Linked DNA regions of Homo sapiens: region 2 is linked to region 1. A link is a loop called in an ENCODE intact Hi-C map of the cell type or tissue named here. Cell type or tissue: K562. All regions are shown on one strand. Links, peaks and the distances in the headings refer to the core of each region. The heading gives the core; the rest is flanking DNA. Region 1 overlaps LOC112268069 (a long non-coding RNA gene). Region 2 holds the start of OR8B2 (olfactory receptor family 8 subfamily B member 2).

Region 1 (15,568 bases), core at 5,539-10,538:
TTTTGCTTTGGTTGTCTGTGCTTATGGAGTATCCCTCAAGAACTATTTGCCCACTCCAATGTTCTGAGAATTTCCCCAATGTTTTCTTTTAGTAGTTTCATAGTTTAAGGTCTTGTATTTAAGTCTTTAGTCCATTTTGATTTTATTTTTGTATATGGTGAGAGACAGGGGTCAAGTTTCATTCTTTTGCGTATGGATATTCAGTTTTCCAGCATCAAGTATTGAACAGACAATCCTTTCCCCAATGTATGTTGGCTCTTTTGTCAAAAATGAGAATATGTATGGATTTGTTTCTGAGTTCTCTATTCTGTTCCATTGGTCTTTGTGTCTGCTTTTATACAAGTACCATGCTCTTTTGATTACTATAGCTTGTTGTATAATTTGATTCCTCCAGTTTGGGAGGTAATGTGGTTCCTCTAGTTTTGTTCTGCTCAGGATAGCTTTGGCTATTCTATATCTTTTGTGGTTCCACATACATTTTAGGATTGTTGTTTCATTTCTGTGAAAAAATGCCAGTGATATTTTGATAGGGATTGCACTGAATTGGTAGATTGAGTGCAATGGGTAGTATGAACATTTTAACAATATTGATTTTTCCAGTCCGTGAACTTGGAATAACTTTTTATTTGTGTGTGTGTGTGTGTGTGTGTGTGTGTGTGTGTGTGTGTGTTCTCTTTCTTTCATCGATGTTTTATAATTTTCATTGTAGAGATATTTCACTTCTTTGGTTAATTTCTAGGTATTTTATTTGAGTTGTAGGTATTGTAAATAGGATTACTTCTTAAATTTCTTTTTCAGATTGCTCACTGTTGGCATGTAGAAATGCTACTGATTTTGTATGTCAACTTTATATCTTGCAACTTTACTGAGTTTGTTCAGTAGTACAAAATGAATTTAAACTTTTCTGAACAATTTGAACTTCTCTGAAAAGTTCAAAAAGTCCAGAAAAAAAGTTCAAATTGAATTTGAACTTTTCCAAATCAGTTCTAATAGTTTTTTTTGGTGGCATCTTTAGGCTTTTCTAAACATAAGATCATGTCATCTGCAAGCAACGATAACTTGACTTCTTCCTTTCTAATTTGGATGCCCTTTCTTTCTCTTGTCTGATTGCTCTAGTTAGGACTTCCAAACAATTAGTTCTGATTTATGGGAACTTGTAAAGTGGAAGAAAAAGAGAAAGGGAATAAAAGAGATTATAGGAAAGGGGGAGTAGGCATGTTCAGATAGTGGAAAGGATAAAAAGAGATGGAATAGAAAGTATCAGAAGGTGATGAAATGAATGGATCATAAAACCTCAGTGTTAGCAATGAACAAAGGGATCAGTTTGGTCATATTCTTAGCCAGCATTTGATTCTTCTCAGAAATATTCCAGACAGAATGGTTGAATATTCTGTCTGGAATATGTACTTAAATCCCTACTGCTGGATAGTTCATAAATTCCCAAGATAGCTAATTATTTTTTGATAGTTCTGATTTTTGGAAGAGTCTTCTTTAGCCTACTTGTGCTCTGTGGCAAGAACTACTAAAACCTCAATAACTAGCCTACAGCCCTTCTGTGTGTAACTCCTATGTGTAACTTAATTATCCTCTAATATCTGTGAGCAATTTCTATCCTCTTGGCTTTATTTTCTAAGACATTTTATGATCTGAGATTCTATGATGTATTTTTCTCCCTGTTTATTGCCTTTCTTTCAGGCTAAAACCTAAATCTAATGAAGGCAAGGAGTTTGTGACTTTTGTTCATCTCTTTATCACCAGTATGAGGAATAGTGACAGGTATGTAGTGGGCATTCAATGAGTATTCCTTAAATGAATGACCCAAAGAATAAACAAATCAATGAATGTGTGATTTCAAGTTGCTTCATCATGGCCATGCGTCTCAGAATATATTTCAGAATGCCAGTGGCCTCTTAAATAGTAATATCAACAAAGTAAATTACTTTCAAGTGGACACAGTCTAATTGCTGTTGTGCAAGTGATAACTAGAATGTTCCTCATTCTAAATACTAAAATGTAGCTAATGCAGACAAGGTAACAGTAACTTTCTAGGTAGTTATGCTTTTTACTTATATTGTCAAAAATCCTTAATTCTCTGGAGTTAAATAAAGTTTTTCCCACTCTCTCCATTTTTATAGAAGTATAGAATCTTATATTACCCATGTACATTTTTAAAATCTCATTAAATGCGACTATCACTCCAGCCTTTAAAAGTCTTTGTGAATCATGCTCTGTCATCCATTAAATCAACTATTTCAAGGCTGAGGATCGTGACTCAGGCTTCTAATTCCAGCACATTGGGAGGCCAAGTTTGGAGGATTACTTGAGGCCAGAAGTTCAAGACCAGCCTGGGCTTTCAAAAGTAATATGTTCAATAAATTGTTTTTAATGTTTATTTGCCCTTCCTCTTCTGTCATCTCCCATTTCTCTAATACATTTTCGAAGATTATATTGACCATCAGAAAATTTTGTTTCATAATCTCCAAAAATGTCTTAATCATTCTCTAATATAAAATATACATTTTTAAGTGATGATAATTTTTCTCTCTCCGAGAGAGACAGAAACTTACAAAGATCCTATAACAACTTTTTATATGGTTTATTTTTTCTGGCTGCCAATGAGAACCCTCTTTGTCAGGATGACTGCCTTCCCCTAGTCATCTTCTTCAGTGCATTTTTCACATCCTTGTTCCTCAGGCTATAGATTAGAGGATTCAGCATGGGGATTATTGTGATGTAGAACACAGAAGACACCTTCTCTTTTTCCATAGTAGTGCTGGAAGGGGGCTTGAAATACATGAATGTTATAGACCCAAAAAAGATGCCCACAGCCAAGAGATGGGAGCTACAAGTGCCAAAGGCTTTGGATTGCCCCTCAGTGGAATGAATACCAAGGATACTAGAGAAAATGAAAGCATAAGAGATAAGGACCGCCAGTGTAGTTGCTAAGGTATTAACTCCTCCAATAATGAACAGCAGAATCTCATTGATGTGGGTGCTGGAGCAAGACAGAGTCAATAAGGGGAGAATATCACAAAAATAATGACTGACCGTATGAGACCTACAGAATGACAACACTGACATGCGGGTAGTATGGACTGTGGCCCACAGAAAACCCAGTGAGTATACCACAGCCATCATTATGGAACAGACCCTGTGGGACATGACAATATTGTAAAGCAGTGGGCGACAGATAGCAACATAACGGTCATATTCCATGGCTGTCAGAAGGTAGCCTTCTGCAATTACAAAAATAAGGAAGAAATAAAGTTGAGTAATGCATTCCAGAAAGGAGATAATGTTCTCCTCTGGAACAAAGTTCACCAGCATCTTAGGGGTAATGACAGAGGAGTAGCAGAGATCAATGAAAGACAAATGACTGAGAAAATAATACACTGGAGGGTAAAGTTGAGAACTGAGAGCAATTAAGAAGATCATGCCCAGGTTCCCCACCACTGTGACCACATATATTCCAAGGAACAGGAGGAAGAGTGGCAGTTGAAGTTCTGGGCGTTGTGTCAAGCCTGCCAGGATAAACTCAGCCCCTGAAGAATGGTTTGAAGTAGCCATGTCTTTTAAGGTATTATGTGTAATAAGAAATAAGAGAAAAGAGAGACATTAGATTTATTTTCTGATTCCCAAAGCAGAATGACATGCCCCATGTTGGTTGCTTCCATTCCTGAGAGCCTCATCTGTCCCATGATTGCCTCTTTTCAGGGACCTCTTACAAGATCAAGGGCAAATATTATGAGTATAACCAAGAACCTTGATTTCACCCAAAACCCTGTTGAATGCTCCTCTTTTAGTAAGAGTCCTCCCATTTTGTTTCCAGGCTTATGCCCATAATTACCTCACTGCTGGAGGAAGCACAAACTTTCCAAATCTAATTAGTTTGTCATTGCTACCATTAAAACAACACTGCTTACCTTCTTTATCTGAGCATATGCCAATAGAACCTTCAGACTTTGTTACAACATGGCTTCTAATCCAGCTCTGATGATATAAAAGTAGTCCATTTCAGTTTCCTTACCCATCAACATGAATCAACATAATTAGCATTTGCTAAAACTAGGAAATAAGAAACATAAAAGACGTCTATAAAGAGACCTTAGTACAAAAAAAAAAAGTATGGAAATGGTTCTAATCAATTCTGACCCTCATTAGCTCACTTCTGTTCTTTGAATGGAAAACTTGAGTGGGCCAGGAGATTCTTGTACTCAGTGTGGATGTGGTTGACAGAAATGTTGTGCCAAGGGCTATCCTGAGATTCTAGTTTAGATCTTTCCTGTTCCAGAAACAGCAAAGAAGCAAAGAAGTAAGGCTGACTTTCAGGTGTAAGACCTGAACCATCAGCAACTCAGCGCTTCCCTCCTTGGCCCTTTCCTGCTATCCATTATTCATGGCCAAACTCTCACTGACCTTTCTCTTTCAAAGCTGTGAGATCTGAACTGGAGATTTCTTATTCCCTGACTTCGTTTCCCCTAAAGTTTAAGCAAAGGATTCAGGGTGTGTTGCTTTCAGCTGAAACACTGTATATTACCTAAGACATCAGGTTTCATAATTTTTTTCCAAAGTGAGAAAAAATGTCAAGGGAGGAAAAACTCCATACATAGAGTGAGATGTTGTTTGCTTTTATTTTGCATAAAAACATATTTTTATGATCACAAACAAAAATTTATAAAAATTTGCTTCTACAGTGTTTTAAGGGTACTCAATATGTATATCGATTTAAAAGCTGACAGGTGGGGTGTTATCTCCAAGAGCACTTGAGAAGACAGCCATGTTTCTGAATTAGGGGAATTAGAGAATACTCTAAGAGAAAGAGAATCAGAGTTACCAGAATGCAACTCTAACAAGCCCTGTTACGGGAAGTTCAGGAATTCTAGATTTTTAGCCTTACTTGGAAAAATATTCTACCAAATGACTGAATTAGCCAAAAAGAGAATTTGTTGAAGAAAAATAGCAGAGAGCTTATTTAGAGAGAGACAGTACACTCTGGAAAGGTGAGACAGAGCTGGCTGCTGAAGGGGAGTGAGCCAGCAGCAGCTTGAGAGTTCTGCACTGGGTTTTTGAGATGATGTCCGACACTTTCTTGAAGTTCCCACCTCTGTCGTGAGCCTCTGCCTTTTCCTTTGTCCAGGTTCCTGCTTCTGCCTTAAGTCCCCTTCTCTTCCCTGCCTAGTTCCCATGCCAGGCTTGTGGAACCCTCCCTTACTATTGGCTGATGTGCATGCATGGACCCTGTGTTGGATATGAATCCTGCCTAACAGCCGCATTGCCACCCAAGGGAGGCTGCTTAATAATAGGTCTAGTGATTGAAGCACATTCTTTCCTATATCCGTAACATTTCTATATTGATATATTCCCAAATTATTTTCATCACAGAACTATCACAAATAATGCCTAGAGTATTTCTTTTAGAAAAGACTATCTCAATAAAGTAGAAAGGTTAAGAATTTAAAATTACGTGCTATGGAATGAGAACTTTACCCTCTTTATTACTCATTAAGCTAAGCATAATGATATATAACATACTACTTTTTTTACTTTAAATTCTGGTGTACATGTGCAGAACGTGCAGGTTTGCTACATAGGTATGCATGTGCCATGGTGGTTTGCTGCACCCCAAATGCATTAGGTTTTAAGCCCCAAATGCATTAGCTGTTTGTCCTGATGCTCTCCCTCTACAAATTTATACCATGAGATTGTATTTATACTTTCTTCTCCCACAGACATCAAGAGTAATGACTACATTTATCATCTGGTGTGGTAAAGACAATCATCTCTTCCTTGCTATGATCTGAATTACTCTAAGTTTTTTAAAAGTGTTACCCTACCTCTGCCGATTCTCCTTTCTGTGAGCCATCTGTACTAGGAAGTTGTTCCCACATACTGAGGCCTTATTCTCAATCTTGTTCATGGATTAGTTTACTGTTCACTTGAGTATAGCTGTAATCAAAGTTTTATAACCTTATTGTATTGTGAAATTTAGCTTAAATACATATATAAAAATGTAGAAAATATATATACTTCCACCTACTATAAAATGAGCAGCTTTAACCACCATGCAGATCTATAAATAGAATATCACCAGCACCCCAGAGCCCTCTATGTGCCCCCTTTTTATTGTAGCTCCATCCATCCTTCCATTCTCTATCCTGATTCTATTGCAATCACTCTCTGGTTTTCGTTATAGCTTCATCACCTAAGTGTGGCTTCATTGGTTATCTGCATCTAGCCCAGAAAAGGGCAAAGAGAAAGTTAAAAGGGAACAATGTAGCCCTGGAATAGCATCCATCATCTCTAAAATAGTCACATGCCACACGGCACTGCAGGAGACACTGGGAAATGTGTGTTCTGGAAGAACAGTGAACAGCAACAATCTCTGACACACTGGGCTAATCATATTGGTGCCTACCAATTATCAATGGTTGGTTATGTGTCTTTTTGAGTCTTGACTTGATGACATTTTGCTGGCTCCTTTCTTTCCCATACCCCTACTTCTATTTTACAGAATGAGGTGTTGCCCCATTCTAGAATGGCAAATAAAAGCCAATTAGAGCTTTAAATCAAATGTGTTATAATTTTATCTTTTGACAAAACTAATGTACATTCACTGTGGATTATGTGTTTAATCAAAGCTTAATGGATAATGCAGAATAATTACAGTACTTTACAGAATGGCATACAAATTCGGAATAAAATGCAGTTTCTAAAACTTCTTTGACCATTTCCCACAGAGGGACCTTGCATTTATTGGCCATGTGTCTTCTTGGGTATTAACTTAATGACATTTTGCTGACTCCTTCCTCTCCCACGCCCCTACTCTCTAAATTACTAGTACTTACACATTCAAAATTCTCCTTTTTAAAAAATTTGGCTGAAAAGTCTCCCCTCTGTTTAACCCACTCACCTTTCAACTATACCAGCTCAACAGGCCTCCTCTTTCCCAACAAAAAGAACCTTCAAATGATTTTCCTAAACATACACACAAGATAAATGGAAAAACAATACCCTACCTGAGAAAAAGTCATGTTTCATTTCAGAACTAAGCAGTCAACATTCAAAATAGCAATTTTTTTATATATTGTACTTGCTGAAATAAAATAATAGAATGAAGTAGAAGCAAAGTAAACTAGAAAGAGTAGTCAATTTAAAATCAGAAGGCTAATAGCTTATTCTAAGTTTTTTCATTAAGAAGCTGGGTGACTATAAGTAAATCAATAACCACTCTGAGCCTCCCTTTCCTGACCATGCAATAAACACATATTGAACATCTGTTATATGCTACTTTGAAGGCACAAAGGTAAATAAGAAAACTCTTTGCCAAAGGAAGCATAATGAACAGTGTTTATAGATGCAAAGTGGGTTATAATTGATAGTCTTTATGAAACTTTCAATCTCTGGCATTTAAAGGAAACATCCATTTTCTCAGTAGAGGATGTAAAGATGAGAGTTAAAATAGATTGTCTAATTCATGTTTCCAACAGCAAGTGGCAAAAAACCATCCCAATACAACAATGTTGTTCTATTGTTACTTGGTTCATTTATTGTCAGGCTATTCATTTTTTCCAGTAGAAAACAAAATGAAGTTCAAAATGGCAATGAATAAAGAAACAGGTATAATAAACTTCTTCCTCAAAGTTATTACTCAACAAGAAAAAAGTGAGAAAAATAAATTATACAATGATTAAGAAAATAGGAAGATCTACTCTATAAAAAGTACAAATAAATTATCAAGAGAATACTCCAATGTCTTTCTTTCTTTTTCTTTTTTTGTTTACTTTAAGTTCTGGGTTACATGTGCTGAACGTGCAGGTTTGTTACATAGGTATACATGTATCATGGTGGTTTGCTGCACCTATCAACCCGTCATCTAGGTTTTAAGCCCCACATACATTAGGCATTTGTCCTAATGCTCTCCCTCCTCTTGTCCCCCACCCCTGAGAGGCCCCGGTATGTGATGTTCCCCTCCCTGTGTTCATGTGTTCTCATTGTTCAACCCGCACTTATAAGTGAGAACATGTGGTATTTGCTTTTCTGTTCCTGTGTTAGTTTGCTGAGAATGATGGCTTCCAGCTTCATCCATGTCCCTGCAGAGCAATGTCTTTCTTTCTTAAGAAAGAAACAAGATAAGAAAGTTGCCACTGAAAATATTTTAATTAAACCCACAGAATCTCCTTGTCCTGTAACTATATGCATGGAGAGAGATAGTTTCAAATGGAAATTTTCTCCAACTTAGGATTTTTCTCCAGGCAAGTTTAACATCATTGTTTCTTAAGCTGTAAATTGAGGAGTTTATCATGGGAACTACATCAATGTGAAAGACAGAAGATATTTTACCTTCATTTATAGTCCCAGTTGAGGATAATTTAAGACACAATGATGCACCTAATCCAAAGAACAGAGAAATGGCAATTTTGTGGAAACTGCAGGTGCTGAAAAATTTTGACCAGCCCTCAGTGAAGCTGATAGGATAATGGAGAGGTAAAAAAATAAGAGATAAAGATGGTGATACTGGGCACAGTGAAAATGATGCCTGCTGCAATGAAAACCATCAACTCACTGACGTAGGTGCTGGTGCAAGAGAGCTGGAGCAGATGAAGGGTGTCACAGAAGTAGTGGTTGATGGTGTTTGCCTCACAGGAGGTCAGTTTCAGCATGCACCTGGTATGGGCCATGGCCCCAGAAAAGGGCCAGAAGTAGGAACCAAGCATATGGCTGGAACACACTTTAGGGGACATGGCAATGTTATACAGAAGCGGGTTACAGATGGCCATGGCCACTAGTGATCAGAGACCATTGACGTCAAAACATAGCATTCAGAAATAACAAAAAAAAAAAAAAAGAAAGAAAAAAAAGCTGACATGCAACCCGCATAGGAAATAATATTCTTCTCTGTTATGAAGTTCATCAGCATTTTTGGAATAAACACAGAAGAATAAAAGTGGTCTATAAAAGCTAAACTAAAAAGAAAAAAGTACATGGGTGCATGAAAGTATGAACTGAACACAATCAGAGTTACCAAGCCCAAATTCCCCTACCCAGCAACCACACCCATTACTAGAAACAGGAAGAACAGGGGCGGTTGGAGATCTGTCTGGTCTTTTAACCCCACCAGAATTAATTCAGCCACAGTAGAAATATTTCCAGGAGCCATTCTTCTCTATGGAAAGCTGTGGACAAAGGAGAAAAGTGTTGCATTAGAGGACAACCCAGCTCTTCCCACAGTATTTTCTCCCACAATGTGGGATATTGTTTGAAACTAGCCCAACCTGGATCCTCAGAATCTGGCTTTACCAAAGTCATGATACTTGGGTGACACTGACTTAGGCTTTTTAGAGTCTTATTAAACTAGATAGAGCAAAGAGCAGTGCCACTTTAGCCTACAGCCAGTGCTGCCATATGCAAACATGATTGCTGAAAGACCAAGGGGTAAGGGAGAAGGGTGGACTAGGACAGAATCCGCATTCTCTCATCTCATCATTTCTTCATTCACTTGCGTCCTCCCGCCTCTCATCAATAAAATTAGAGGCAGAGGCCATAGGACATACTCATTGTCATCTGTCCTTACATCTAAAATTGGCCATGTGACATAGCCACATGATTAAAGGGAGAAGGGAAGCCATCGACTAGCTTCTGGAAAGGATTCACCTCGTGATAGATATAAAGAGAGGTATGTATGGAGAGCTGTATTTCTTGTTGCCTTGTTTCCATCTTTGGGTACAGTTGTGTTTAGATGTCATTCATGGAGCTATGACAGCCATTTTGTGATTGTGAAGTGATAAGCCTGAGGTCTAAAACTAGCAGACTGAAGACAGTGGCATGAAAAGCCCTGGTTGTTGATGAGAATTGCTTAGTTGCTAAATCAATCCTAGGACACGCTCCCTCCAGATTTATTGTTACATGAGGAAAAAATAGTTCCTAATTAAAATAGGTTTTTATTGGAACATTCTATAACTTGTTGCTAGAAACTTTCCAACTGATATCATCAACTGGAGGCTACGTTCTTGAGATATTTTTTAAAAAATGCATTATTTTAAGAAATGAACACCTTGGAGGAGATGATTTTCTTTTCAATAAATATTGAAGAGTAAAACTAATTCAGTATGATGAGTAGAAGAGTTGTACAGTTTCAGGTATTAACTTTAAATAAAATCTTTGGTTCTTCTTATTAGTGTTCCTTGCTTATTATACCATTGGGGTCCTTTTTTAACTTTTAGGTTCAGGGCTGCATGTGAAGTTTGGTTATATAGATCAACTCATGTCATGGGGGTTTTGTTGTACAGATTATTTCATCACCCAGCTCTTAAGCCTAGTACCCAATAGTTATTTTTTCTGCTTCTCTCCCTCCTCAAAATCATGCAATTACATGGAAATTAAACAACATGCTCCTGGATGACTTTGGGGTAAATAAAGAAATTAAGACAGAAACCACTGTGGTCTTAAAATGTAAACATTTTCCAACTTTTTCTGTATTTTTAATTGTGAGACACTGAGTTTAAAAAAATACTAAAAGTGCTTAAAAACACTTAAACCAATTAGAATAGTCCATTCATGATGTCTTATCAGCTACATGTTGAGCATCTCAAATCTGAAAATTCAAATTTTCAAATGCTTCAAAATCTAAAACTTGTTTTTCTTTCTTTAAACTTTTTTGTATTTTTCCATAAGTTATTGGGGTACAGGTGGTTTTGATCACATGAGTAAGTTCTTTAGTGGCGATTTGTGAGATTTTGATTTACCCATCACCTGAGAAGTATACACTGCATCCTATTTGTAATCTTTTATCCCTCACCCCCCTCCCATCCATCCCCCCAAGTCCCCAAAGTCCACTGTGACAGAGCAGGAGCACCATCATCTCAGTCACTTTAAGTTCCAGCTCCCTTTCTAGCCTCATGGATTTCAAGGAAATCACTTCTCTTCTAACTACAAGAAGCCAGAAAGAGCAGACAGTAAAACACAGATAAGACAGCTCGGGCACAGAGGAAGGTGGGAGGAAAGTCTTTTGGGTAACTGCCAAACTTCAATAGTCCCCAGTAAAACAATGGGCCTTAATAAACACATTCCTTTCCCTTCAGGTATGCTAAGATAGGAAAGCTAAAAGCAGACTCATGGGGTATTCCTGCAGCTGCAGAAAGATGTATGGGAACAGACACACAACTCTCCCTCCCAGATGAGCACAACAAAGAAACACAGAAGCAGTCCAAGCCTCTGATAAGCTCTCCCACCCTGAATCCTTAAAGAAACTGTCTGTAAGAGAGTGTGGCTCTGACCTAACTCAGCCAGAAGCCCCTCTCAGGTTTGTTTTCTAAAATAAACCTGTCATTGTTGACTGTTGAGCCACACTTTGTATTTCTTTCCTCTTTCTTTAATTCTTACATATTGTATCATTCTTATGCCTTTGTGTCCTCAAAGCTTAGCTCCCACATATCAGTGAGAATACACGATGTTTGGTTTTCCATTTCTGTTACTTCACTTAGAATAAGTCTCCAGTCTCATCCAGGTTGCTGCAAATGCCATTAATTCATTCCATTTTATGGCTCAGTAGTATTCCATTGTATAAATATATCACAGTTTCTTTATCCACTCATAGATTGATGGGCATTTGGGTTGGTTCCACAATTTTGCAATTGTGAATTGTGCTCCTATAAACATGCATGTGCGAGTATCTTTTTTGTATAATGATTTTTTAACTCTGGGTAGACACCCAGTAGTGGGATTGCTGGATCAAATGGTAGTTCTACTTTTAGTTCTTTAAGGAATCTCCACATTGTTTCCCATAGTGGTTGTACTAGTTTACATTTCCTCCAGCAGTGTAGAAGTGTTCCCTGTTCACCGCATGGAACTTCCTCCAAGATAGAGCATATGATAGGTCATAAAATGAGCATCAGTAAGTTTAAGAAAATTGAAATTATATCAAGCATTCTCTCAGACCACAGTGAAATAAAACTGGAAATCAACTCCAAAAGGAAGATTCAAAACCATGCAAATACATAGAAATTAAATAACATGCTCCTGAATGAGCATTGAGTCAAAAACGAAATCAACATAGAAATTTAAAAATTCTTCAAACTGAATGACAGTAATGACAAAACCTATCAAAACCTCTGGGATACAGCAAAAGCAGTGCTAAGGGGAAACTTCAAATCCCTAAATGCCTACATCAAAAAGACTCAAAGACCACAAACTAACATTCTAAGGTCACACCTCAAGGCACTAGAGAAACAAGAACAAACCAAACCCAAACCTCGCAGAAGAAAGGAAGTAACAAAGATCAGAGCAGAACTAAATGAAATTGAAACAACAACAACAAAAAGAAAGATAAATGAAACAAAACACTGGTTCTCTGAAACTTTTTGAGCACCAACACAATGCTCAGAGAAAATGTTCATTGGAGCATTTGGATTTCAAATTTTCAGACTTGGCATGCTCTACCCCTAAATATGTAATGCAAATATTCCAAAATCTGAAAAGATAAGAAATCCACAACATTTCTGGCCCCAAGCATTTTGGATAAGGGATATTTAACCTGTATAACCAGGACAGAATCGTCATTCTCTCCTCTCATCATTGCTCCATTCACTTGAGTTTTCACTTCACCAGGAAAATTGGAGGTAGAGGCTTCAGCAACCTGGGTGCTGGCTTCTAATACAGATTAGACCCAGGTGGGATGGGAACAAAGAACACTGTTTCTAATCCACAAAGGACCAGCATCTAGAAAATGTTAAGTTACTGCACATGTCATAGAATAAAAGACCTACATCTAGAACAGGGAGAGTTCTGTTTATGGAGAGAAATAGTAGTAACTGAGGTACTACTCTCCCTAAGGTGCCTAATGTCTATGAATCTTCTCTGATCCTCCACCATTTTACTTAAGTGTCAGAAATGCACAAAATGGGAAAGAAAGTGGTGTATCTAAGTCTTAGATTACCGCTTAAAATGAGGAGGACCTATGCTAAGTGAAAGAAACAAGACGCAGAGAGAAACACTGCAGGATCTCACCTATACATGGAATCTAAAATAGTCAAATTAACAGGAGCAGAAAGTAGGGTATTTATGGGTTTCCAGGGGCTGGTGGGAGGGAAAATTTTTGCTAGATCTTAAAATTCTCCACATATTTTGGAATATAATCCATGGCAAAACAGAGGGAGCACTGGATCTTCAGGAGAAAGCCCTACAAATGTAAATTGCCATAAAAATAAGAATTTTCTTCTGTACCATAATGAATACAGTGTGAAAAATTAAGCTAATGCTCCCTATGAATTAAGGCGTGTAGCCATGTGGCTGAAGTGGTCCATATTACAGCATGGACATTTTCTCATGTGGAAATTAATGTTTCAGTAGTAACACAGGTAAATAGCACCCTCTGATGGGAACTATTGACTTAGATAAGATTTGTACTAATTAAAAGAAAAAAGATGTTCTAAGGAATAATCCAAATGAAGACTCTTAAGTAGGATAAAGCATTGAATTTTGCCTCAAAACTCAATTAAGATTCTTGGAATATATGTCTAATTTTAACAACTGAAGAAAATATTACAAAATGCAATCTGGTAGAAGAAAAGTTTGATAAGTATTTTGTACTCTCCTTTCACTTCCCCTTCTGTCACTATGAAAAGCATTTGAGCTCATGCGTTTTACAAGCTAAGGCAGTTCTTTCAGAGTGTTTCAAGAAAAGAAAGCACTGAAGAACTCTTCCTCTTTCCTCCCCACCTTCACTCTTCCTGTTCTGGATGATAACAAATGATGAATATAGTCATCTGCAAGCATTTTACCACCACCTGTACCTTTATTTTTATCTGTTAACCAATGGGAATAGTAGCCCTTAAAGAACAGATACCAAATTAGCTGAGTATGGTGGTAAGTGCCTGTAATCTCAGCTACTCAGGAGGCTGAGGCAGGAGAATTGTATGAACCCAGGAGGCAGAGGTTGCAGTGAGCCGAGATCATGCCATTGCACACCAGCCTGGACGACAGGGCAAGACTCCATCTCAAAAAAAAAAAAAAAAAAAAAAGATGCCAGTATAGTAAGAAGCTCATATAAATAACAATTGAAGAAACAAAAGAATTAGCGAATAGACACAAATTCACTGTACTTACTAGATTATACATGCATGCACGCATGCACACACACACATAATTTATGGTCAGTTTATTTTTGAGAGGGATGCCTAGACAATTAAATGGAGACAGAACAGTCTTTTCAACAAATGGTGCTGGAATAACTGGATGTTCATATTCAAAATAATAAATTGGACACCTACACTATAAAAATTAAAAGTATAATCATGCCTCTAAATGTAAGAAGTAATATTATAAAGCTCTCAGAAGAAAACATCAGAAAAGACATTATCAAGAGAGTTAAGAGACAATCCACAGAAGAGAAATGTTTTCAAATCATATATCTGATAGGATCTAGTATTCTGAATACACTGAGTATTGTAACAGCATAAAAATATTAAAAGACAACCCAATTTTAAAATAAGGACAGGATTTGATAAAACATTTCTTCAAAAAGATATTTAAAAAAGCAAATAAACACAGAAAAAGATGCTCCATATCACTGGTAATGAGGGAAATGTGAATCAAAAACACAATGAAATATTACCACACACAAACACTAGGATAACTATAATTATAAAAAATAAAAGATAATACCAAGCACTGGTGAGATGAGGTTGTAAAAGTTGTCACTGGTGGGAATATCAAATAATGCAGTCACTTTGAAAACCAGTCTAGCAGTACCACAAAACATTAAAAATAGAATTACCATATAACCCAGTGTTTTCTCTCCCAAGAGAAATGAAAACCTATGTCCACATAAAAGCTTGTATATGAATGTTCATTAGCACCATTACTCATAATAGCCAAGAACTAGAAAAATCAAAATATCCATTAACTGATGAATGGGTAAACAAAATGTGGCATATTCATACAATGGAATATTATATGATAAAAGAATGAAGCACATTTATAAGTTACAACATGGATAAGCCATGAAAACGATATGCCAAGCGAGGAAAGCCAGTCACAAAGAACATATGCTATATTACTCCATGGATATAAAATGTCCATAGCTGCAAATCCACAGACAAAACATCCCTAGAAAGTAGATGGGTCATTGTCCAGGGTCGGGGTGGAAGATAGGAGGACAATGGCTAAATGGTTTGGGGTTTCCTCTGGAGGTGACATGAAGGCTCTAAAACTGATTATGGTTATGGTTGCACAGTTCTGTGAGTAAAGCCAAAACCATTGCATTGCACACTTTAAATGTGTGAATTACGTGGTGTGTTAGTTTTTATCTAAAAAAAGCTGTTTCCAGAAAAAAAGAGTAAACTTTACATAAACGAAAACATGAAATAAAACAGAAATCAGAAAATATTTTTAAGTGAATGAAGACGTAAATACAACATATGAAAATACATGAAACATAGTTAAATATAGTGCTTACATGGCAATTTATGGCATCCAAGTGCCTATATTGGAAAAGAAGAGAGATTTCAAGTTAGACATAAACTTCTATCTCATAAAATATCCAGAAAAAAATTTTTAATTCAAAATAAGCAGA
Region 2 (15,568 bases), core at 6,474-11,473, 60 kb after region 1:
GAATTGGACATGACACACACGCAAATAGCAAAGCAGCAAGTGGTTTATTAAGCACGGTATGATCCGCAATGGATCAGGCTGACCCGCAAGTGGTATCAGCCCTGGTTTGTTACATTTCATGGCCTTTTACTTGTTTTTTTCCTCACTTGCTTAACCTCACCTTCTCTCCCGTAAATGAATTGCACATCCTTGCCTTTCCCTCACTGTGCCTTAACCTCACCTTATTTCTCATAAGCTAATTGCTCATCCTTGCTTAACCTTACTTTATCTATTCTGACCAAATTGCTCATCTTTACTTTTACTTCTCATGACCAAATTGCTACTACAAGTCCCTCCTACTTACTTCCCTTACATTGCGTGTTCCAACTCACTGCTTACTCCCTTATCTACTTGCTGCTTACGCCCTTATTTCAAATGTTCTATTGCTGCTGTCTTGCAGGTTTTGCTTTTGCTATTGCTTAAGCTAACCTACATCCAACAGGTCCCCTTCACCCCCGACTTCCTCTGCTATTCTCCTGCCTCAGTATGGGGAACAAAGCTCAGGCTTGGGCCACCTTGGGACTAAGGACAACTCTTCTGTCCAAGGATAGACCCACACAGTTACATTGCATAGTGAGAGAAGAAAGGCAGAAACCTTGCCAACACGACTTTAGAAAGAAAGATGGAGAGAAGGCAGAAAAGATTAGGAGGAAGCGGATGAGGAGGAGCAGGAAGAGGAGAGGAAGACTCAGCAATTGGAGAGGGGCTAAGGCAGCACCATTGGCTCTACTCAGTTTGTAATTTTATTTAGGGTTTCCTTTAGAGCAAGTTTGACATCCTTGTTCCTGAGGCTATAAATGAGGGGGTTCAGCATGGGTACCACATTCGTGTAAAACACTGAGAGAAACTTCCCCTGACCCATATACCAATCAGATGATAACTTAACATGAGTGATCAGCCCAAATTCATAGAATAGGCCAACAGTTATTATGTGGGAGCCACAGGTACCGATGGCTTTGAACCAACCCTCGGCTGAGGACATGTGAAGGATATTGAAAAGAATCAAAGCATAAGAGATTAAGATAATGAGGCTTGATACTATAACAACTGTGCCTACAATAACAGACATCACCAGCTCATTGGCCTAGGTGCTGCTGCAGGAGAGCTGGAGCAGTGGGAAGATGTCACACATGTAATGGTTGATGACGTTGGAGTCACAAAAGATGAGCTTCATCATACACTCTGTGTGGACCATGGCCCCAGCAAACCCCATCACATATGAACCAAGCATCAGTAGAGAACAGATCTGAGGGGACGTGGTGACCATGTACAGAAGGGGTTTGCAGATGGCCACATAGCGATCATAGGCCATGGCTGTCAGCACATAGCACTCAGAGTGGACAAAAAAGCAGAAGAAAAAGAGCTGAGTTATGCATCCTGGAAAGGAGATGATGTTCCTCTCTGAAATAAAGCTCATCAGCATTTTGGGGGTAAAGACAAATGAATAACAGAGATCAATGAAGGACAGATTGAAAAGGAAAAAATACATGGGAGTGTGAAGGTGTGAATTCAGGCAAATTAGATTAATTAAACTCAAGTTGCCCACCATGGTGGTCATATAGTTCACCAAGAACAGGAAAAACAGGGGCAATTAGATCTCAGGCTGGTCTGTTAATCCCAAAAGAATAAACTCTTGTCACTGAAGAGTCATTTTCCACAGCCATTAACTTGCTGGGTGTGATCTGTAGGAACAGGTGTAGAAAACATTAATAATGGATCCTCACTCTTTATCTCCAGAGGGAGAGCTGAATCTCCTGGTTTACAAACCCAGGGATGTCTGAAGACACATAGCAAGGCATCCAAGGCTTAATATTTTCTATGATGATACCTGAGAATTTCCTTTTCCTGCTCTTCTCCCCCATCATGTTTTGTGTCTGTCAGTGAGAATGCTGGTAGACCTCCCAATGTGTCTGCACATTATTCCCTCTCTTCTCCTCAAACTTCTCTAAGGATTAAAGCTGGAAAAAGCAATGAATTGATGGTATTCCCCCAGAATCTTTGATTTATATAGTTTTGAGTTTGAACGGAAATTATCAAGACAAAAGTGATTCAATGCTTACCTTTCTATCCTTGGAGGACTAACTGCTGCAGGACCTTCAGGGTCCTTCCTCCCCACTGTCCTGAGAGGGTCAAAGTTGCTGATGATGAAGGAGGTAATTGCCAACAGCACAGACCTCCATCTTCGACATGCTAGAAGAGGTATTCTAGGGAATATGCCATAATATCTGTCTGAGAATTTTCCCAGACGGTTCTCTCCTCCTGCATGCAGGAAAACAACCACCTTATAGGAGCCTCCTAAAGTCAGATGAATCAAATAAAAATCTATTTCATGTCGCATAGTTCTGGGAAAGTTGACTAGAAGCACAAAAAATTATTATCTGTTTTATGATTTCCTCCCAAGTTTAATGAGCCCCTCAAGGGTAGATATTACCAAACCTGTGTTTACAACTTGTGTCACAGATCCAGCATTGGCTCCTTTGGGACTCAGTGTTCCACTCAGTTCATAATTTGGCATCAAGAAGTCCTAATCCCCACTGCAGAAGGACGAGCTCCTCCCTTTGTAATCATTCCCTGGAGTCTATGCACAATTCTACAGGGGAAATGTCCAGGGCACAGTCACTTGCCATTTCTGCTACCTTCCTACAAGACCCCTGGATTGTGTTAATAAAATATTAGATCATACCCTTAACACTATACATGCTTGTGGATTCCACCTCAATAGAGATGTAGCAAAATGGTTGAGGGAATGGGAGCAGGCCCTCAAGTCAGGCTGAGTTTACATCCAGGCCTCTTAACTTTCTCTGAGACCTCAGACAAGTGATAGAACTTCTCTGCCCCTTATGTATGTATATTTGTATCTATATAACCTATGCATATCTACAAACTAAGGCTAATTTTAAAAAGCTATCTCATAGCGTTTTGTGGGAATTACATGAGTTAATTCACATAAAGTGTTAGAAATGTGCCTGACACATAATAAGAACCTGATAGGTGTTGGCACCCCTGCCCCTGTTACTCATCCATATATATAAAAATCAGGATTTATTGATCTTGGTACTTTTTACATTTTGGATAAGTTTTGGTTGTGGGGCTGTCCTGTGTAGCACAGGACTCACAGCACAGCATCCCTGACCTCACCCATTAGATGCCAGTGATATTCCCCCTACCATACAGACACACCAATCACTAAATCAAAATATTCTCCATTGTCAGACATCACCTGGGGAGCAACATTGCCCATATTTGAGAATCGCTGCTCTGTCTGTATAGCCTGGACTTCTGCCATAACTGTTTTTCAGAAAGTTCTACTTTATGTCTATTTATGTGTCTCAAGTTCAAAGTGCTCCAAATTGAATTCAGTGTTTTCTTAGGCTTCCCAGGGCTGCTCCTTCTCAGGTCATCATTTTATAAATTATTTTTACCACCGTCTGGGCATATAATCCACAAAGTAAACTTAAGCACCTCCTTCTCCCTTACTATCTCTTCCAGTCTCCAAGTCCCAGAGAATCCACCTCTTTGAATGATCTGGACTTTCTCTCAATTCTACAGCTTTCACAGTCCCTCTTCATCTCAAATTTGGATTACTCTAATGGTTTTCTAACTTAGACTCCTTAAAGGTGAGAATTTGGACCTTTCAGGTCTATCACCACCACTGAAAACACACACACACCTCCTCTTCCTGGCCCCCAGTACCAATTCCTACCAATAGGATTATAATTATAAATTCGGTTGTAACAATATTCCTCTGTTACATTATTAAGCCTATTTTTAAACACTATTCACAAAAAATTCATCAAGTACTGTAATTGTTTGTCTTTTTTTCCTATAATTCCATATATTTTTTCTTATTTCTTTATATATTCTTACCCTTTTTTTTTTTTTGTAAATCTCTTCTCAGTACATGCCGTCATGTAGATTCAACTTCATATTTTTTTATTTACTTTTTTTTTAGACACAGTCTCACTCTGTCACCCAGGCTGGAGTGCAGTGTTGTGATCTCACCTCCCTGCCACCTCCACCTCCCAGGTTCAAGTGATCCTCCTGCCTCAGCCTCCCACGTATCTGGTATTACAGGTGTGTGCCACCACACGCATCTAATTTTTGTATTTTTAGTGGAGACGGGGTTTCACCATGTTGGCCAGGCTAGTCTTGAACTCCTGACCTGAGGTTATCCACCCACCTTGGCCTTCCAAAGTGCTGGGATTACAGGCGTGAGTCTCTATTCTATCCCATGGACTTGTTCACCTGACTTTATAACAAAACCAATCTGCCTTGATTGTCACGGCCTTATACTAATTTTTAAAATCAGCTAATGTAAGTCTTCTTTGCCATTTAGGGTCCCTTAAGTAGGAGATGTCAAGAAATGATAAGACTTGCAACACATATTTTGTTATAAATGCCTATTAAGGATAAAACTGGAGGGAGCAAGAGTCAGCGATGAAGGCCTCAGACCAGGATGAAAGTCACCTACGAAAGGAGAAAAAAATGGAAAGATCGGTTAGGAAAATCTCAGACCATAGAGCAGTTCTAAAAAGTCTTGGTCAGGAGGATAGGAAGTCTCTAAACAAAGATTTCCTATCAGAAAAGACATATGTTAGATGGAAATTGCCAGCTCTCTTTAAGTCCCACCCACCCTGCTGAGTCATTGGTGGAGGGCATCTCAGAGTAAGAATGGACTCTGCCTAAACACCATGGTGGATCCAAAGAAGTGCAGCTATAGACTTTCAGTCAGCTATGCACCCCACTGCTGGGTCTCTTCATGGGGAGCTGAGCTGTTCTTCTCTGAGACTACCACACTCCACCTCCAAAAATATAAATTAAACCCCAAAGCTGTTCAGATTTATAATTGTCATTATTTTTGTATGTTATTAATTATTAATTAAAATAATACATTTATTATTGGTGTAAGAAGCAAGGTACTCCAATTCAGCCAGGCACAGTGGCTCACACCTGTAATCCCAGCACTTTGGGAGGATGAAGCAGGAAGATTGTTTGAGGCCAGGAGTTAAATTTTTTTCTCCAAATATTTAAAAATTAGGGAGGCATGATGGTGTGTGCATGTACTCCCAGCTACACAGGATGCTGAAGAAGTCCTCTACCTCATGCTGTACACAAAAGTTAATCTAAAAATGGACCAAAACCATACACACACAAAAAACTTAAACTATAGGCTGAAGTGGAAGAATTACTTGAGCCCGGGAGTTGGAGGCTGCAGTAAGCTATGATCGAATCACTGCACTCCTATCTGGGTGACAACCTTTATATAAAATGTGTTTCATGTCTTATTGGTGAGATAAAGTTTAAGTAGGCTCACAAAATATTTGTAGAAATATAGTTTATTAATATTAATATACATTCCTTATGATAAACCACACTGGATAAGGAAAATGTTGTATAAAATATTTCTACTAACAATGTGCAGTATTTACCTATAATGAGTAAAAAATAACATTTACAGTAGGAACTACATGCTTTTTTTCAAAATTTTCAGTGCTGTTTTAGACAGTAATAAATGAAGTTTTATAATGTAAACTATATTCCCCCTTATTGGAATCCTGAGGTGCACATGTATTATTTCTCTAATCATCCTCTGTTAATGCTGCCTTTGGCAATAAAAGGTGGAGATACACATATTCTCTGCTGTATCAAATGGACTGGAATGATAGAGGTTCTCAAAAGCAAACGGCATGTGGTACAAATTTTGCCATTCTCAAAGGGAACAAGAAAAGTCAGAATAATAAAAGGCAAAATGGTGACAACATAGAACAAAAGGACAAGATCAAGGGGAACTGATTCTGCTTTAAATTACCTACCATTTGTAGTGGATATATTTCATCAAATCCAGCTGCCTATATCTGTAACAATGTTGATAAAAATAAGAATGCTTCTATCATATTTGGCACTTCTGTGTTTAGGTGAGAAAGCTGTGACTTTGACATTTTTATAATTCATGAAATTTACCACATTTTTCCAATTAAGAATAGCCCAGGAGAGAGGAAAGGTAGAAAATGATGAAGAAAAATATCAGTGCATATGTTCCCTTTACAAATATGCCATGACCTCTTTAGTAATATTGCGAGAAGTGCCAGAGATGCAAAAACAAAAAAGAAGACACAAGATGATCTCATAAGAGAAATGATAAGACAAGTTTATTAAATCACACATAACACCATCTGTAGAAACAACAAAATCTCTTCATGAAAAACACTAATAAAAATTTGAAGTCCTTCAATTGTTTTACATCATTACTGCTTCTAATTAGAATATATTTCTCCTCTGAATTTTAATCAGAGCTTTCCTCAGTGCAACTTTGACATCCTTGTTCCTCAAACTGTAGATGAGGGGATTGAGCATGGGCACCACATTAGTGTAGAAAACAGAAGAAACTTTTCCCTGCTCCATAGATCCAGAAGAATATTTAATATACATGAATGCCGCTGACCCAAAAAACAGAGACAGAGCAATGACATGAGAGCTACAAGTACTGAAGGCTTTTGATCTTCCTTGAGTGGATTTGATATGAAGAATGCTAGTGACAATGAAAACATAAGAAATGAGGATGGTACAACTGGGTACCGTGATATTAGTACCCACAACAATGAGAACAACCACCTCGTTGACATAGGTGCTGGTGCAGGAAAGCTGGAGGAGGGGGAGTATGTCACACAAGTAATGGTTGATGATATTAGCACTGCAGAAGGTGAGTCTAAGCATGCACCCGGTGTGGGCCGTGGCTCCAGCCAATCCCATTATGTAAGCAGCAAAAGTGAGCATAGAACAGACCTGATGGGACATGGTGACCTTATACAGCAATGGATTACAGATGGCCACATAGCGATCATATGCCATTGAAGTCAACATGTAACATTCAGAGATGACGAAAAAGAGAAAGAAAAACAGCCGAGTCATGCACCCAACATTGGAGATAATATTCTTTTTTGACACAAAGTTCATTAGCATTTTGGGAGTGAAAACAGAGGAGTAACAGAGATCAATGAAGGAGAGATTGAAGAGGAAATAGTACATTGGTGTGTGGAGGTGAGAATTTAGACCGAAAAGAGTGATCAAGCCAAGGTTGCCTACCATGGTGACAATGTAGATCACTAGAAACAGGAAAAAGAGGGGTTGCCGGAACTCTGGATGATCTGTTAATCCAGCAAGAATAAATTCAGTCACTAAGGAGTTGTTTCTAGCCAGCATTTTTTGTCTTCAAAAATCTGGGAAGACAAAAGAAAATTCTATTAGGAACACAGATTTCTTTTTACAAAATCTCATTAATGAGGAGGGGACTCAGGCTGTAGGAATTTGGGTGAGTTCTTTGTTTCATGGGATCTGAATGTACTGAATGTACTGCCACTCCCACTCCTCAACATTTCAGTCAGTGTCTTTTGTCTGTACAGACTGAATGTGACAAACAATTGCTCCTGTCCTTACTAGAAGACACAGAGGTGGAGTAGCTGAGGCACAGGCCTACCTGCTGTTGAGCTTGGGTTATATGGATGTGTCTCATCTCCCTCACTTCCATCTGTCCCTTCACTTCCTAGTTTCTACTTATGTTTCCATTATTCTACTAGACACTTCAATTTCCCTGTGATGACCACCAGGTAAGGGAGGATTCCTTTAGGGCGGAGACCATACTGATATTCTGTTTCCTAGACAGGGGTCTCCTATAGGGTTTCTAGATACCTTACTATAAGAATCCATGAAGTCACCGGGTGATAAAAGAAGACCCTTAGTAGTCGAGGCCTTATGATTCACCACATACAAATCACATAAGTGTTTCTACACATTCTCCTCTATTCCATCCTAGCTAGACAGAGGATGAAGAAAGGAAGCTGAATGTGCTTTCACAGGTCTTTGTAGGAAGGCATAAGGGAAACATAATTAATTTGGGTACAGTTATATTAGTTGTTAAGTTTGTAAAATTTTACCAAACTGGTATTTTTATGACCCTTAAACTCTTCTATATGTATAGCACATGTCAATATATTTTTAATAAAGAGACAAATCTCCTTTCCTGGCATTCCTCTGTTCTGGATGTGTCACTTGGAACTGCTATTGCTATCCTGATACCAGGCTGAGAATGAAGCCAACAGAGAGAACAGTGTGAGAAAAATGCAAGCCCGAGAGTCAGAGCTCCATACCACTAAGTTTCTTGCTATTGAATAAATACTTTTCCCCATTTTTCAGCAACATCCAGGAGAGAGAAATAGAAACTTGATTAACTCACCTTCCTTCCACTCAGAGAACTCAGTGCTGACCATTGATATGTGTTTCACCTCCACTGCCCTGGAGGTAGAACTGGTGGTGAAGGTATCTACGTTGACCACATGTAGTCAAAGAATCTTCTTCTCCCTTACCTGGCAAAAGCATTGAGCATAGATCTCAGAATCTGAATGTTCTGGGAATCATTCTGAGGTGTAGATCAAACTATTTATAAATTTGCCAAGAGGGTTTGTTAGAAAATCAGACTTCACACCAGACCCACCATGTCCACCGTCATAGAGACATGGCATTTGCTCAAGGCTCATAATTCTTAGACCTGATTACATACCAACAGTAAGTCTCTCTCAGGACCTCCCCTACCATGACACACTCTGCAGGGAAGAAATTATATGCCTGTGTTTACAGCCTAACTTGTTGTTGTAGATGTAAACTTTTCATCAGGGATTATACAATCCACAGGGCATAGGAGAAAGAGCCTCTGCTGTCATGTATAAAGATGTAAACATAAAGATTGTCAGAATTTTTGCTAATTATAATTATCGGCAGTGTTAGCTTTAACAAGTATGTATGTATAATTTAGTAAAGTTTATTGCTATGCTCATTTTTAATATTGTGAGTCCTTTTAAATAATCCATTTTTAGTTTTGCATACTTTATAGGCAAAAAGAAAAGAAAAAGAATAAAGAAAAGGATACTTTTAATTGATTTCAGATTTTTTAAATAAAATTTTGTGTAACATAGAATGATCCTTTATTTCATCAAAATTTAATTATCTTGGGTTGCTCTAACTCAACATGTCTTTGCCTTTAACAGGTTAAAATCAAATCTGTAAGAAAAATCACTAATCATGTGCCCTCATTTTAAGACAGTATGACTTCAGAATTTCCCGGTAGGTAGGAATTTGTGCTTGTGAGAAGGCATCTATATTTTTTACCTTTTTATTTTAAAATTATTAGAATCACAAGAAGTGGCAAAAGTATATGTAGATTCCCTTGGACACTTCACCCAGCTTCCTCACACAGAGACATCTTCCACAACTGTAGGACAATAGCAAAATCAGGAAACTGACATAGGTTCAATAATGTTAAAGAAACTACAGACCTTATTCAGCAATTTAACATGCGTGTGTGTGTGTGTGTGTGTGTGTGTGTGTGTCTGTGTGTGTGTGTAGATCTATGCAGTTGAATCCTATGTACCTATTTATGTAACAAAAACCTAAGTCAGGATACAGAATTCTTTCTTTTTTTTCTTTTTCTCTCTCTCTCTTTTTTTTTTTTTTAAAGACAGGGTCCTACTCTGTCACCCAGGCATGAGTGCAGTGGTGCAATCACAGCTCACTGCAGCCTCAACCTCCAGGACTCAATAGATCGTCCCACCTCAGCCTCCCAAGTAGCTGGCACTACAGGCACATGCCACCACACCTGGCTAATTTTTTAATTTTTTGTAGGGATAGGGGGTCTCACTATGTTACCCAGGCTGGTCTTGAACTCCTGGTCTCAAGAAACCCTCCTGCCTCAGCCTCCCAAAAGTGTTGGGATTACAGGCATGAACCACCATGCCTGGCCTCTAATTAATTCTTAAACAGACTTTTAAGCATTCCATTTGTTCTGCCCCATCCTCACTTCTTCCAGAAATATCTGCTGTCGTGAAATTGTGAGAATGTTGGAGACTGTGTGTAAATCAGGTGTGTTCTTGGTTTTCCCAGTTCTATCATAGGGTCAGATGTTGTAAGAATGCCAGTGCAGATACTGCTTGTTTATCTACTGTCTAATTTCCAAAATCTGGGAGTTGTTCTAATTCTACCTTTTTTTTTTGTCCCTGGGAGCGAACACCATTTTTATTTTTATATATTTATTTATTTTTTTCCCTTCTGATTTGCTTCATTTTTTTATTTTATTATTATTATACTTTAAGTTTCAGGGTACGTGTGCACAATGTGCAGGTTAGTTACATATGTATACATGTGCCATGTTGGTGTGCTGCACCCATTAACTCCTCATTTAGCATTAGGTATATCTCCTAAAGCTATCCCTCCCCCCTCCCCCCACCCCACAACAGTCCCCAGAGCGTGATGTTCCCCTTCCTGTGTCCATGTGTTCTCATTGTTCAATTCCCACCTATGAGTGAGAATACGTGGTGTTTGGTTTTTTGTTCTTGCGATAGTTTACTGAGAATGATGATTTCCAATTTCATCCATGTCCCTACAAAGGACATGAACTCATCATTTTTTATGGCTGCGTAGTATTCCATGGTGTACACGTGCCACATTTTCTTAATCCAGTCTATCATTGTTGGACATTTGGGTTGGTTCCAAGTCTTTGCTATTGTGAATAGTGCCGCAGTAAACATACGTGTGCATGTGTCTTTATAGCAGCATGATTTATAGTCCTTTGGGTATATACCCAGTAATGGGATGGCTAGGTCAGATGGTATTTCTAGTTCTAGATCCCTGAGGAATGGCCACACTGACTTCCACAAGGGTTGAACTAGTTTACAGTCCCACCAACAGTGTGAAAGTGTTCCTATTTCTCCACATCCTCTCCAGCACCTGTTGTTTCCTGACTTTTTAATGATTGCCGTTTTAACTGGTGTGAGATGGTATCTCATTGTGGTTTTGATTTGCATTTCTCTGATGGCCAGTGATGGTGAGTATTTTTTCATGTGTTTTTTGGCTGCATAAATGTCTTCTTTTGAGAAGTGTCTGTTCATATCCTTTGCCCACTTTTTGATGGGGTTGTTTGTTTTTTTCTTGTAAATTTGTTTGAGTTCATTGTAGATTCTGGATATTAGCCCTTTGTCACATGAGTAGGTTGCGAAAATTTTCTCCCATGTTGTAGGTTGCCTGTTCACTCTGATGGTAGTTTCTTTTCTTGTGCAGAAGCTCTTTAGTTTAATTAGATCTCATTTGTCAATTTTGGCTTTTCTTGCCATTGCTTTTGGTGTTTTAGACATGAAGTCCTTGCCCATGCCTATGTCCTGAATGGTAATGCCTAGGTTTTCTTCTAGGGTTTTTATGGTTTTAGGTCTCACATTTAAGTCTTTAATCCATCTTGAATTAATTTTTGTATAAGGTGTAAGGAAGGGATCCAGTTTCAGCTTTCTACATATGGCTAGCCAGTTTTCCCAGCACCATTTATTAAATAGGGAATCCTTTCCCCATTGCTTGTTTTTCTCAGGTTTGTCAAAGATCAGATAGTTGTAGATATGTGGCGTTATTTCTGAGGGCTCTGTTCTGTTCCATTGATCTATATCTCTGTTTTGGTACCCGTACCATGCTGTTTTGGTGACTGTAGCCTTGTAGTATAGTTTGAAGTCAGGTAGCGTGATGCCTCCAGCTTTGTTCTTTTGGCTTAGGGTTGACTTGGTGATGCGGGCTCTTTTTTGGTTCCATGTGAACTTTAAAGTAGTTTTTTCCAATTCTGTGAAGAAAGTCGTTGGTAGCTTGATGGGGATGGCATTGAATCTATAAATCACCTTGGGCAGTATGGCCATTTTCACGATATTGATTCTTCCTACCCATGAGCATGGAATGTTCTTCCATTTGTTTGTATCCTCTTTTATTTCATTGAGCAGTGGTTTGTAGTTCTCCTTGAAGAGGTCCTTCACATCCCTTGTAAGGTGGATTCCTAGGTATTTTATTCTCTTTGAAGCAATTGTGAATGGGAGTTCACTCATGATTTGGCTCTCTGTTTGTCTGTTATTGGTGTATAAGAATGCTTGTGATTTTTGTACATTGATTTTGTATCCTGAGACTTTGCTGAAGTTGTTTATCAGCTTAAGGAGATTTTGGGCTGAGACAATGGGGTTTTCTAGATATACAATCATGTCATCTGCAAACAGGGACAATTTGACTTCCTCTTTTCCTAATTGAATACCCTTTATTTCCTTCTCCTGCCTGATTGCCCTGGCCAGAACTTCCAACACTGTGTTGAATAGGAGTGGTGAGAGATGGCATCCCTGTCTTGTGCCAGTTTTCAAAGGGAATGCTTCCAGTTTTTGTCCATTCAGTATGATATTGGCCGTGGGTTTGTTTTAAATCCCTTTTCTATCACATTAGTGACTTTGGGCAAAGAATACAGACAATGCATTGACATTAAGACTGCCATCTTTAACCAGAGTCCTCCAGTTGCATTTCTAGAACAATGCCTAGGAGCACACCAAGCTTACAGGAGCCCGGAGATTGGCATTTCAAGCTCCCAGGACTTGACCAGATGTATTCTGCTCAGAGTTGATGATGCATGAGGCCTAAAATCCCATAAATTATCTTTATTTTAGAGATTCTACTGATTTATTTCATCAAATGACCTTCTTTTTTGCATTTAGGTTATAATTACTGTGAACACAGAAAGTAGGCCCTGCCCATAGGATTCCTCAGTCTAATCAGAAATATAACCCAGGAAATTAAAATTGAAACTTGTACCTCCTTTAGTTATTGTTTGCCAATCAGAGTGTGAAATTCTTTTTTTTTTTTTTTTTTGAGATGGAGTCTCGCTCTGTCTCCAGGCTGGAGTGCAGTGGAGTGATCTCGGCTCACTGCAACTCCACCTCCTGGGTTCAAGTGATTCTTCTCCCTCAGCCTCCCAAGTAGCTGGGATTACAGGTGCGTGCCGCCACGCCTGGCTAATTTTAGTATTTTTAGTAGAGACGGGGTTTCACCGTGTTGGACAGGATGGTCTCAATCTCTTGACCTCATGATCCGCCTGCCTCGGCCTCCCAAGGTGCTGGGATTATAGGTATAAGCCACTACGCCCAGCCTAAATTCTTTATCTACCTTCTCTCATATCACCCTTATGATCACCCTCTGAACCAGACACCCCTATCTCACATATAAGAAATCCAAAACTAAGAGGGATAATCAATTGTTTCAAAGTCAAAATGCATACTGGTGGAGCAAGTTTTATACTTGGTATCTATGAATGGAAAATTGCTTTATTTAATGACTACACTATGCAGAATTGTGTTATACAATGTAGAATGTGCTACTATGCAATCTTTACAAAGTACATTGGGGTTCTTTCCATTTAAGTGATAGGAATAAGACAGCTTACACCAAAAATGTGTGTAAAACTGGTAAGTCAAGGATGTGGATGACTTCTTGTATGCTGGACAAAGTAGAATCAAGTCATATCATGAGTGAGTGTGTCTCTTTTCACTTTTCTCCTGCTTAATTCTACCAGGGTTTTAATCTTAGATGGGCTCTCACATGTAGTTTTTGAAAAGGAGCCCCCCAGAACTCCTAGGTTTAATTATAACTTCAGGGATAAAAATTGATTGTTAAAAATCATTTTGGCAGAGAAAAACTATAGTTACGTTAATATTCCAGACTAATCAGGAAGTTGGACAGCTCTGACACGAGGGTTTGACATGTGCTAACTGGACAAGTTTATAGTCTATGACATGGACAAGAGAGTCCATAAAAATCACATACAGTGTGTTCCATGTATCAGAAAAGATCCTGCCAAAAAAGCCAGTAGTATGCTATGCATTTCCTAAAGAGGATATTTAAACAGAGAATTAGTTATACAGATATTGGAAGGGGGAAAGAGCAAAACATTGGCACAGAGAAAATATGAAGACTAATAAAGTGTGGAAAATAGCTACCACTCCCAGAACTCGTGGAAAAATAGAAAGGGGATGCATAACCAGATTCTCAAATGTCAGAGAAGCCCTGTAGGATTGGCGCTTGAATTAATTGAGGTATGGAAATACCCCACAGCTTGTGCTTGGCCCTCTCAAGTAGAGGCTCCACTCAGAGACTGCTGGGACTAACAAGGAAGGAGACCAACCAGAAGGCCTGATAAATGCTTGACTGGGACAAAGTCTAGGTAATGTAGTGAAAGAGGATAGGCACAAATTCCAGGCAATGCAATGAGGGGGGATGGAACAGCTGGTAAGGGAGTGCTATCCAGCTATTCACTATACTTCTAAGAGATTACAACAAATTAAGCACATTGGCAGGTGTTTATTGATTTGCATGTCTTCCTTTAGGACAGGGGTGTCCAATCTTTTGGCTTCCCTAGGCCACATTGGAAGAAGAAGAATTATCTTAGGCCACACATAAAATACACTAGCACCAATGATAGCGGATCAGCCTTTAAAAAGTCACCAAAAAATAGCAAAATGTTTTAAGAAAGTTTACGAATTTGTGTTGGGCCATATTCAAAGCCATCCTTGGCTTGAGACCCGAAAGCTTGCTTTCGGATATGTCATTTGAATCATTTGTCTGTTTATTAAATGGTATTTTTTGATATATATTTTAAGTAATGAGTTGAGATATATATGTGGACACAATACTTTATTGAATATATAGTTACAAATATTTTTCTAGCCTGTGTTTGCCTATGAGAACTTTTCTGATAAATAGATAATCTCATTTTAATTAAGTTTATTTGTTTTTTTTTTTCCTTTGGGGCTTAGTGCTTTATAGAATAATGCTAAGAAATCTATGCCTGCACCAACACAATTTCATATGTTTTCTTCTAGAAGATCCATAGTTTAAGCTTTTTTGTGAATGGTTTTGGTCCATCTTTAGATTAAGTTTTGTGTATAGTGTGAGGTAGAGGTCAAGGTTTGGTGTTTTCCTTATGGATAGGCAGTACATCCAGCAACAATTGCTTCAAAGCCTTTTCTTTCTCAATGGAATTACTCTGTTCCTTGGTCAACAATCAATTGACCGCGTGAGTGAGGCTCTGTTTCTGAATCTGCTATTCTATCTCATAGACTTGTTCACCTGTCTTTATAACTAAACTAATCTGTCTTGATTATCACAGCCTTATGCTAATTTTTAAAATCAGCTAATAAGATCCAAAATTGACACCCTAACATCACAATTAAAAGAACTAGAAAAGCAAGAGCAAACACATTCAAAAGCTAGCAGAAGGCAAGAAATAAATCAGAGCAGAACTGAAGGAAATACAGACAAAAAAAAAACCCTTCTAAAAATTAATGAATCCAGGAGCTGGTTTTTTGAAAGGATCAATAAAATTGATAGACCACTAGCAAGACTAATAAAGAAAAAAAGAGAGAAGAATCAAATAGATGCAATAAAAAATGATAAAGGGGATATCACCACCAATCCCACAGAAATACAAACTACCATCAGAGAATACTACAAACACCTCTACGCAAATAAACTAGAAAATCTAGAAGAAATGGATAAATTCCTCGACGCATACACTCTCCCAAGACTAAACCAGGAAGAAGTTGAATCTCTGAATAGACCAATAACAGGATCTGAAATTGAGGTAATCAGTAGCTTACCAACCAAAAAGAGTCCAGGACCAGATGGATTCACAGCCGAATTC

Evidence for each region. Peaks named below come from ENCODE experiments on the same cell type or tissue, not always from the same donor. Only the 100,000 strongest peaks of a DNase experiment are listed, where the experiment ranks them.
Region 2: it touches region 1 in a loop (3-fold over the local background); 2 of 110 quality-filtered maps call a loop at or near these places.

What each region holds. Positions count from the first base shown.
Region 1 is chr11:124,316,631-124,332,198 of GRCh38, forward strand. It overlaps LOC112268069 (a long non-coding RNA gene), which reads left to right. Exons shown (of 3, transcript XR_002957213.2): 2 at 1,696-1,776; 3 at 6,194-6,594. OR8D2 (olfactory receptor family 8 subfamily D member 2) reads right to left here and starts at 3,567. Exons shown (of 1, transcript NM_001002918.1): 1 at 2,632-3,567. The coding sequence starts at 3,567. The coding sequence ends at 2,632. It also overlaps the pseudogene OR8B7P. In K562, for the core only: no CTCF peak of the experiment used is centred there; no DNase peak of the experiment used is centred there.
Region 2 is chr11:124,376,105-124,391,672 of GRCh38, forward strand. OR8B2 (olfactory receptor family 8 subfamily B member 2) reads right to left here and starts at 8,395. Exons shown (of 2, transcript NM_001005468.2): 1 at 8,270-8,395; 2 at 6,290-7,256. The coding sequence starts at 7,239. The coding sequence ends at 6,298. It also overlaps the pseudogene OR8C1P. In K562, for the core only: no CTCF peak of the experiment used is centred there; no DNase peak of the experiment used is centred there.